Regions from separate parts of the Homo sapiens genome. Here region 1 is linked to region 2. A link is an interaction called in ENCODE POLR2A ChIA-PET data of the cell type or tissue named here. Cell type or tissue: B cell. All regions are shown on one strand. Each heading gives the region's core, and the rest is flanking DNA. Links, peaks and the distances in the headings are about the cores only. Region 1 has its middle 2.8 kb from the start of ZNF709. Region 2 overlaps LOC105372279 (a long non-coding RNA gene).

Region 1 (5,475 bases), core at 1-5,000, 150 kb before region 2:
CGTCTCTAAGCAACCTGCATTCGTCCGGGGTCAGGAATCTGTTCCCCTGCCACGGATATTTGCGTCTAAGCAGAATTTGTTAACGTACCCGGGGTCGGGCACTGGTGTCTTCCTGCAGCTCCTTCTGAGCGCGGAGACACAAGCGTGCACAGCGCAGGAAATTCCAGGCTCAGTTTCCAGAAAAAGGCTCTTTGTCCACAGCGAAAAAGGACGCCCGGGCCATGCCAGACTAGAACGGAAGGGTCAGACGCTCCCAGACTTAGCATAAGGCTGCGAGGCCATTCATGGATTTCTGACTCTTGTTTACAAATACAGACACTTAGAGTGACAGAGTGACCTCATCATACCTAACAAAGAGTGACTACGTTTTAATCTTTGACAACTGACAGGGTTTAGGCCGTCACCCATCCCTTCCCTCCCCCCACACTTTGCTCTAGTGGGAAGTTTGGACCCCACAGCCCTAGTCTGAGAGAAGGAGTTCCTTTTTTTTTTTTTTTCGGTAGAGATGGCGGTGGTGGGGTGGTCTCACTATGTTGCACAGGCTAGTCTCGAACTCCTGGGCTCAGGTGATGCTCCTTGGCTTCCCAAAGTGTTGGGATTACAGGCATGAACCACCGTGCCCAGTGAGGAATTATTCAGTTAAACCCAAAGCCATGAGATGTGTTCAGTAAAACTGAACACTGGAAGGATATTTATTTCGGACCAGTTTTTGACTATGTCCCTAGAGAACTTTTGTGGATCCTTTATGTTTGTTTGGTTTGTGGTTTTTGTTTTTGAGACAGGGCCCTTCTTTGTCCCTCAGGCTGGAATGCAGTGGTGCAATCAGAGCCCCCTGCAGCCTCGACCTTCTGGGCTCAAGCAATCCTCCCACCTCAGCCACCTGAGTAGCTGGAACCTCAGGCACGTGCCACCATGCTTGACTAATTTCTTTCTTTCTTTTTATTTTTATTTTGTAGAAACAGCATCTCACTATCTCACCCAGGCTGATCTTGAACTCCTGGGCTCAAGTGATCTGCTGGCCTCAGCCTCCCAAAGTGTTAGGATTACAGGCATGAGCCACTGCACCCAGCCCCTAGAGAATTTTGAAATGTAAATGGCTATGATATCGATAAGGCAATTAATTCCATTTTCACTGAGATTATTTAAAAAACCACAAAAGATTATGTAAATTTGGCATGTACTAGGAAACTCAATATACTTAAGATATTGGATCAAACCTACTAATGGGCAGGGCATGATGGCTCACACCTGTAGTTCCAGCACTTTAGGAAACTTAGGTGGGAGGGCTGCTTGAGCCCAGGAGTTTGAGATCAGCCTGGGCAACATAGTGAGGCCCCCCCCTCCCCCATCTCTAAGAAAATTTTTTAAAAATTAGCAGGGCATGGTGGTGCACACCTGTAGTCCCAGCTACTGGGGAGGCTGAGGCCCGAGGATTGTTTGAACCCAGGAGGTCAAGGCTACAGTCAACTGTGATCCTGCATTCCAGCCTGGGTGACAGAGTGAGACCCTGTCAGAAGGAAGGAAGGAAGGAAGGGAGGGAGGGAAGGAAGGAAGGAGGGAAGGAGGGAAGGAGGGAAGGAGGGAAGGAGGGAAGGAGGGAAGGAAGGAAAGAAGGAAGGAAGGAAGGAAAAAAAAAGGAAACCCCTGTAGCCTTTGGCTGTCACTGTCCTATCTTCCCATCTTCCTCCTCCAAGCCTCTGTCCTAAGCAACCATTAATTTACTTTCAGTTGCTATATAGCTTTCCCATTGTAGACTTGGAATGGAATCATATACTATGTGTTCTTTGTGAGATTAACTTCATTCACTTAGCATAACTGTTTCAAGGGACATTTACATTGAAGTTTGTATCAATACTTCATTTGTTGTTTACAGTAAAACAATATTTCATTGTACCAATATAGCCCATTTTGTTTATCCATTCATCCATTAATAGGCATTTGGTTTGTATCCACCTTTTAGTTGTTATTAATAAGGTTGCTATAAACATCCATGTACAAGTTTTTCTGTAGACATAGGATTTCATTTGTCTTGGGAATACACTTAGGAATGGAATCGATGGGTTACATGGTAATTCTATCTTTAATCTTTGAAGAGCTGCCAGACTCTTCTCCTCTCCTTTGGGAAATTCTATTACACACATATTGGTCAACTAAATAGTGTCCTGCATATTTCTCAGGCTCTGTTCATTTTTCTGTTTTCTGTTTTTGTTTTTTTAAGATGTAATCTTGTTATGTTACCCAGGCTGGACTGCTTCAGCCTCCCAAGTAAGTGGGACTACAGGTGTGCACTAGCATGCCCAGCTTAAAGAAATAATTTCTATTTTGATATGACACCTGCAGATCCCCCTCCCTCCCCCAAAAAATCTTTTTTTTTTTTTTTTTTTTTTTGAGACGGAGTTTCACTCTTGTTGCCTAGGCTGGAGTGCAGTGGCACAGTCTCGGCTCACTGCAACCTCTGCCTCCCAGGTACAAGTGATTCTCCTGGCTCAGCTTCCCGAGTAGCTGGGATTACAGGCACCTGCCACCATGCCCAGCTAATTTTTTTGTATTCTTTATAGAGACAGGGTTTCACCATGTTGGCCAGGCTGGACTTGAACTCCTGACCTCAGGTGATCCGCCCACCTCGGCCTCCCAAAGTGCTGGGATTACAGGCCTGGGCCACCACGCCTGGCCCGAAAAATCTTATTCTCCAGTTATCTCCTGAAAAACAGTAGGCCTACAGTCTACACTATATCTTGATTAAATTCCTAGATCTCTTCCCAATTGATTTTCACTTCTTTTTTGAAACAGACTCTCACCCTGTCACCCAGGCTGGACTGCAGTGGCGAAATCTCAGCTCACTGCAAACTCCACCTCCTGAGTTCAAGCGATTCTCCTGCCTCAGCCTCCTGAGTAGCTGGGGACTACAGGTGTCCGTCACCACTCCAGCTAATTTTTGTATTTTTAGTAGAGACCGGGTTTCACCATGTTGGCCAGGCTGGTCTCGAACTCCTGATCATAGGTTCACGCCATTCTCCTGCCTCAGCCTCCCGAGTAGCTGGGACTACAGGCGCCTGTCACCACACCCGGCTAATTTTTTTTGTATTTTTAGCAGAGCTGGGGTTTCACTGTGTTAGCCAGGATGGTCTCGATCTCCTGACCTTGTGATCCGCCCCCCCTTGGCCTCCCAAAGTGCTGGGATTACAGGCGTGAGCCACCACGCCCGGCCCACTCCTCCACTCTTAACCACTATTCTCTTTTACAATTTTATACCTTTGCCTTTTTCAGAATGTCATATAAATGGAACACAAAGTAGTCTTATTAGTCCTGTTTTCAAATTTGACGACTTATTTGTAAACATTGATACAGTACCTGCAGTGTTCTGAGTTTTTTTGTTTTTTTTTTTTTTTGAGACAGAATTTCACTCTTGTTGCCCCAGCTGGAGTGCAGTGGCGCCATCTCAGCTCACCACAACCTCCGCCTCCTGGGTTCAAGCAATTCTCCGGCTTCAGCCTCCCGAGTAGCTGGGATTACAAGCATGCACCATCACACCCGGCTAATTTTGTATTTTTAGTAGAAACGGGGTTTCTCCATGTTGGTGAACCTGGTCTCAAACTCCCGACCTCAGGTGATCCGCCCGCTTCAGCCTCTCAAAGTGCTAGGATTACGGGTGTGAACCACAGTGCCCTGCCAAGTTTTCTATTTTTGACAGTGCCCAGTACAGGTGGTGGCACACATTCGAACTTCAAAACTGAGAGATTACGGGGCTGGGCACGATGGCTCATGCCTGTAATCCCAGCACTTTGCTTCAGCCTCCCCAGTAGCTGGAATTGCAGGCATGTGCAATTTTGTATTTTTAGTAGAGATGGGGTTTCTCCATGTTGGTCAGGCTGGTCTCAAACTCCTGACCACGTGATCCGCCCGCCTCGGCCTACCAAAATGCTGGGATTACAGGCGTGAGCCACTGCGCCCGGTCTATATTCTGGTTATTAATTCCTTGTCAGATGGGTAGTCTGCAAATATTTTCTCCCATTCTGTAGCTTGTCTTTTCACTTTGTTGTACAGAAGCTCTTTACTTAATGTGACCCCTTTATCTATTTTTGCTTTGGTTGCCTGTGCTTGTAGGGTATTACTCAAGAAATCTTTGCCCACTCCAATGTTCTGGAGAATTTCCCTATATTTTCTTTTAGTAGTTTCATAGTTTAAGGTCTTAGATTTGAGTCTTTAACTGATTTTGATTTGATTTTTGTATATGGTGAGAGAGAGGTCTGTTTCATTATTTTGCATATGGTTATCCAGTTTTCCCAGTCTCTTTATTGAAGAGACTGTCCTTTTCCCAATGTATGTTCTTGGCACCTTTGTCAAAAATGAGTTCACCATAGATGTATGGATTTATCTCTGGCGTCTCTATTCAGGAGTTTAAGACCAGCCTGGCCAACATGGTGAAACCCTGTCTCTACCAAAAATACAAAAAAATTAACTGGGCACAGTTGTGTGCACCTGTAGTCTCAGCTACTCGGGAGGCTGAGGCAGGAGAACCGCTTGAACCTGGGAAGCGGAGGTTGCAGTGAGCCGAGATCACGCCACTGCACTCCAGCCTGGGTGACAGAGTGAGATTCCATCTAAAAAAAAAAAAGACGGAGAGATTCCATTAGCACTGTGGGCTATAGGAATGTAGGCAAGACCTTGTGCTCCCTATACTTCAAATTTTTCATTCATAAGATAGGACGTATGGTTGGATGGGGCTAGTCAAATGAAATACTAATGATTATATCACATTAATTTCCAATGACATATAGTGAGATGCATATATGTCATTGAAATGTTGGACAAAAATTAGGTTTTAATTGCTCTCTAGTAAAACACAAAGCTGTTAACTTTTTTTTTTTCCATCTTCCCTAACGTGTGCTGGAGGTCTACCATATGGAAATGATACCTGCGGACAGTTTCATGGGCTTTTGGGTCTTTGTGGATCATTGAAACAAAAATTACCCAGCTACTTCTCTTGTTTAAAAAAGCATTAAAGATTGAAAATGTCAAATATACTTTTTTTTTTTTTGGTAGAGACAGAGTCTCGCTCTGTCGCCTAGGCTGGAGTGCAGTGGCAAACTCGGCTCACTGCAACCTCCGTCTCCTGGGTTCAAGCAATTCTCCTGCCTCAGCCTCCCAAGCAGCTGGGACTACAGGTGCACACCGCCACATCCAGCTAATTTCTTTTGTATTTTAGTAGAGACGGGGTTTCACCATGTTGCCCAGGCTGGTCTCAAACTCCTCAGCCCAGGCAATCACCAGCCTCAGCCTCCCAAAGTGCTAGGATTACAGGCGTGAGCCACCGCCGCCAGACATATACCTTATTTTTAACTAAATTGGGATGAAAATCAAAATAATACCCTCTGTCTGTAGCTTGCTGCAATTCTAACTTGGATAATTGCCCTCTAAACATCCATAGTTCTTTTGGATTTGTCAACTGGGAAATCACTGTGGATTTGGCTAGAT
Region 2 (5,212 bases), core at 213-5,212:
AACTCCGTCTCAAAAAAAAGAAAAAAGAAAAAAACTACCTGAGGCTGGGTAATTCACGAATAAAAGAGGTTTAATTGACTCACAGTTCTGCAGGCTGTACAGGAAGCAAGGCTGGGAGGCCTCAGGAAACTTATCAAGGCGGAAGGCTACTGGGGATCGAGTCAGTCTTCACTTGAAGCAGGAGGGATCAGGAGAGAGCACGAAGTGGGAAGTGCCGCACATCTTTAAACCATCAGATCTCCTGAGAACTATCACGAGAACAGCAAGGGGAAAGCCGCCCCCATGATCTAATCACCTCCCAGCAGGTCCCTCTCCTGGTATTAGAAATTAAAATTGAACATGAGATTTGGTTGGGGACACACAGCCAAACCATATCACCAAGGTTTTCTGTAAGTGTCTGATGAATACGCACAGTGGGAACTGCAGCTGAGCTTTAGGTGGCATCCTAAAAGCCTCTTTGTCAGCCTGAGCCCGTGTCCTCTTAAGAGGGAGAGTTGGGGCTGGGTGCGGTGGCTCACGCCTGTAATCCCAGCACTTTGAGAGACCGAGGCGGGTGGATCATGAGGTCAGGAGTTCCAGAGCAGCTGGCCAACATGATGAAACCCCGTCCGTACTAAAAATACAAAAATTAGCCGGGCGTGGTGGCGGGCGCCTGTAATCCCAGCTACTTGGGAGGCTGAGGCAGGAGAATCGCTTGAACCCAGGAGGCAGAGGTTGCAGTGAGCCGAGATTACACCACCGCACTCCAGCCTGGGCAACAGAGCGAGACTCTCTCAAAAAAAAAAAACAAAAAAAAAAAACGGGGTGGGCGACTTGGAAAAGATTTCAGGACTCACTCTCAGCGACGGTGCCCCACGTGAGTTGGAGGCCAGGAGCAAGGTGCCTTCCTGGGCCTCCCTGGCTGCGATCCTGTCCTCAGGAGGGCGACCCCAGTCACGTGCGACCGCTCAAGGCGGTCCTCAGAAGCGGAGGGGACCTCCGCGGGCCAGTAGGCCTTCAGAATTCTTAGAAATCACTCACCCCCGTCCTGCAGTGACAATCTCAGGAGAGCCTGTCTACAGACTGGCGCCTGTAGAGAAGATCCTGCCATTGCCCCTGGCTTCCAGGAACTGAACTGGATTCTGAGCATCATGGCAGAATCTTATCCCACCTATGCAGCAGGCTAGCTCCAGGGAGAAAATATAAACGTCAGGCCGGGCGTGGTGGCTCACGCCTGTAATCCTAGCACTTTGAGAGGCCGAGGCAGGCGTATCACGAGGTCAGGAGATCGAGACCTTCCTGGCTAACACAGTGAAACCCCATCTCTATTAAAAATACAAAAAATTATTCAGGCGTGGTGGCGGGCGCCTGTAGTCCCAGCTACTCGGGAGGCTGAGGCAGAAGAATGACGTGAACCCGGGAGGCGGAGCTTGCAGGGAGCCAAGATGGCGCCACTGCACTCCAGCCTGGGCGACAGAGCCAGACTCCGTCTCAAAAAAAAAAAAAAAAAAGAAAAGAAAATATAAACGCCAACAAACAGGTAATTCCCAATCACCGGCAAGACCCCGCCGGATTGGACCCCGACCCTCAGCAGAGGCCACCTTGTCCGGGTCTCACTCTAACCTGTACCGCGGCCCCAAGATATCAGAGGCTGCCTTGGTGGACCCGGGGCACTTTCCACAGAACTCCCTGAATGGCCAAGGCTGGCCCTGGCCTCAATAGGCCAACTCAGCAAACGTGGAGAAGGCAGGGAACGGTGGGTAAGGGAAGTCATCCCAACATTTTGGGAGTCCGAGGCGTTATATGGCTTGAACCCAGGAGTTCAAGATCAGCCTGGGCAATATAGCAAGACCCCATCCTTTTTTGAGACTGAGTCTTGCTCTGTCGTCCAGGCGGGAGTGCAGTGGTGCAATCTCAGCTTACTGCAACCTCTACCTCCCAGGTTTGAGCGATTCTCCTGCCTCAACCTCCTAAGTAGCTGGAATTACAGTTGCCCGCCACCACGCTCGGCTAATTTGTTTTTTGTTTTTTGTTTTTTGCTTTTGAGACGGAGTCTTGCTCTGTCGCCCAGGCTGGAGTGCCGTGGCGCAATCTCGGCTCACTGCAAGCTCCCCTTCCGGGGTTCATGCCATTCTCCTGCCTCAGCCTCCCGAGTAGCTGGGACTACAGGCACCCGCCACCACACCCGGCTGTTTTTTTGTATTTATAGTAGAGACGGGGTTTCACCATGTTAGACAGGATGGTCTCGATATCCTGACCTCGTGATCCGCCCGCTTCAGCCTCCCAAAGTGCTGGGATTACAGGCGTGAGCCACCGGGCCCAGCCTTTTTTTTTTTATTTTTAGTAGAGACAGGTTTCACCATGTTGGCCAGGCTGGTCTGGAACTCGTGACCTCAAGAGATCCACCCACCTCGGCCTCCCAAAGTGTTGGGATTACAGGAGTGAGCCACCGCAACTGGCTACCATTTCTAATAAAAGCAAACTTTTGTTCAAGTGTATTCATCAAAAAGGCCCCTCGCATGTGACCACAGCCAAGCCAGGAAGCCTTCTTCAGGTATCCCTAGCCAGCCTGCAGGAGGTCTTGGAAACTTGTTCAACGGATAAATATAACTGGGCCCACAAAGAATCACAGGAATACTTAATCCCTCCAGCCTCCAGGGCCAGCCTGGCCCCAGCTGTGTAGGGGGGCTTAGAAGTGTCTTCAGGACTCATCTAACTACCAGGCCCAATCTGGCGGTGGGCAGAACCTGGGGCCCTTCCCACAGCAGTCCGAGGACCTTCCTGACTGTGATCCTGGCCCCAGCAGGGGGACCTAGAAAACGCCAATGAAGCTGTGGGCAAGCAGGCACCAGGTGGGAAAGCGGCCAAGCTCAGGGCACCCTACTCCGCTCACCTGCGACGGCAGCAGCCAGTCCCCACGGGCGGAGGGGACCTCATGCGACATTCAGCCCGCGAGATTCTCAGAGACTGCTCGCCCGCAACACGCAGTAACGATCTCAGGAGAGCCCATGATGGGGCGGCGCGTGTCGTAGCCGAGAAGACTCTGTCATCGCCGGCGACCTCCTGGAACTCTCTCTTGCGGTTTGCAGCCAGATCACTTCCCATACACGCGGCAGCCAAGCTCAGGGGATGGCATCAGACTGACCCTAGGTGGCGCTCGAACACCCGCCGGACCTCACCAGACAGGCACTTTCCCCAGTCTACACCGCCTGGTTCGGGTCCCACATGAACCTGTAATACACTCGGCCCAAAGCGGTCAGAGGATGGCCTGGTGGGCCCGGGGCACCCTCCACGGAACTCCCTGAATGGCCAGGGCTGATCCCAGCCTCCATAGGCAGACAGAAAATGTGAATGAAGCCCTGCTGGATGCCTCATGCCTACCACCTCAACACTTTGGGAGGCCGAGGCGGGAGGAGAGATGTGCCCTGGAGATGATGCAGTGCGCTATGATCGCATCATTGCACAGCAGCCTGGGTGACAGCGAGACTCGGTCGCGGGAAAAATAAAACAAAAAACAAAAACAAACCAAAAAAAATGAAAGAGAGAGGGAGAGGGAGGGTGGAAGGAGGGAGGAAGGAAGGGAGAGAGGGAGGGAGGGAAGGAGGGAAAAAGAAAGAGAAAAGGAAAAAGAGGCCGGGCGCGGCGGCTCACGCCTGTAATCCCAGCACTTTGGGAGGCCGAGGCGGGCAGCTCACCTGAAATTGGGAGTTCGAGACCAGCCTGACCAACATGGAGAAAACCCTTCTCTACTAAAAATACAAAAATTAGCTGGGTGTGGTGGCGCATGCCTGTAATCCCAGCTACTAGGGAGGCTCAGGTAGGAGAATCGTTTGAACCCGGGAAGAGCAGGTTGCAGTGAGCCAAGATCCCGCCATTGCACTCCAGCCTGGGCAACAAGAGTAAAACTCTGTCTCAAAACAAAACACCAAAAAAAAAAATAAATAAAAAATAACCCACAAGAGTGAAAGTCTGTCTCAAAAAAAAGGAAAGAAAATGAAGAAGAACATTCAAGATGGAAGGAAGGGAGGGAAGGGAAAGAAAGAAAGGAGGGAGGGAGTGAGGGAGGGAAAGAAAAAGAAAGAGAAAAGAAAAAAAAGGAACATTTGGGAAGGCCCACAGGGGAATGAAGCCACAACAATATCCTACTCAGAACCTCCTTCTCCCATCAAAACCATCCCTCTACCTCCCCTTCCCCCTGCTTTCCCCGCCACTGCTTCTGCGGCTCCCAGTGATCCCCCTCCTTTTACCCTCCCCGTCCCTCTCTTCATGCCCCTATTCCTATCTCCTATCACTCAGAATTGGCAACGTTTTCAGCAGGTGCTTCAGACGCGTCTGCATAGGACTGTGACCAAGTCCAAGTCGCCCACCCTTAGCCCTCCCTGTTTGGCCCCAGTCATCCCTCCAGACGTTTTCTGAAGGTGTCCGATGAATGGTCGCCATGGAAACTGCAGCTGGGGTCTGGGTGCCCTCCTTCATCCTCCCTGTATGCCTGGGCGAGTGTCCCTTCTTAAAAGGGGCCTTGGGAAAAATTTCAGGACGCACTTTCTGCGACGGTACCTTATGTGAGTCGGTGGGCAGGAGCTGTGTGCCCTCTGGGGTCCCTGGCTGCGATCCTGGCCCCAGGAAGGGGACCTAGAAAACTTTTCCAGTAGGCTGGGCATGGGCTCATGACTGTAATCCTAGCAGTTTGGGAGGCCGAGGCAGGCAGATCACTTGAGGTCAGGAGTTTGAGCCCAGCCTGGCCAACATGGTGAAACCCCGTCTCTACTAAAAATACAAAAATTATCCGTGCGTGGTGGCACGTGCCTGTAATCCTAGCTACTCGGGAGGCTAAGGCAGGAGAATCGCTTGAACCCAGGAGGCAGAGGTTGCAGTGAGCCGAGATCGCGCCACTGCACTCCAGCCTGGGCAACAGAGCGGGACTCTGTCTTCAAAAAAAAAAGAAAAGAAAAAGAAAAAAAGAGGCCCGGCGCGGTGGCTCACGCCTATGTAATCCCAGCGCTTTGGGAGGCCGAGGTGGGCGGATCACGAGGTCAGGAGATCGAGAACACCCTGGCTAACACGGTGAAACCCCGTCTCTACTAAAAATACAAAAAGCCGCGCCTGTAGTCCCAGCTACTCGGGAGGCGGAGTTTGCAGTGAGCACCACTGCACTCCAGCCTGGGTGACAGACCGAGACTCCATCTCAAAAAAAAAAAAGAACGAAAATGTATCCAGTGATGCTGTGAACAAC

The links. ChIA-PET counts read pairs that join two places held together with the same protein. Peaks named below come from ENCODE experiments on the same cell type or tissue, not always from the same donor. Only the 100,000 strongest peaks of a DNase experiment are listed, where the experiment ranks them.
Region 1: POLR2A ChIA-PET joins it to region 2 with 7 read pairs; 3 of 35 experiments call an interaction of 5 or more read pairs at or near these places.

Annotation. Positions count from the first base shown.
Region 1 is chr19:12,484,916-12,490,390 of GRCh38, forward strand. No RefSeq gene overlaps it. Among named protein-coding and RNA genes, the nearest start is that of ZNF709, 2.8 kb to the left of the region's middle. In B cell, for the core only: no CTCF peak of the experiment used is centred there; no DNase peak of the experiment used is centred there; H3K4me3 peaks cover 474 bases; H3K27ac peaks cover 490 bases.
Region 2 is chr19:12,637,193-12,642,404 of GRCh38, forward strand. LOC105372279 (a long non-coding RNA gene) reads right to left here. Exons shown (of 4, transcript XR_007067142.1): 2 at 2,873-3,210; 3 at 84-248. Among named protein-coding and RNA genes, the nearest start is that of MAN2B1, 27 kb to the right of the region's middle. RefSeq lists enhancers at 2,814-2,883, 2,837-3,357, 2,914-3,033. In B cell, for the core only: CTCF peaks have their summits at 3,126 (motif pointing right) and 3,330; a DNase peak (open chromatin) is centred at 3,089; H3K4me3 peaks cover 978 bases; H3K27ac peaks cover 798 bases.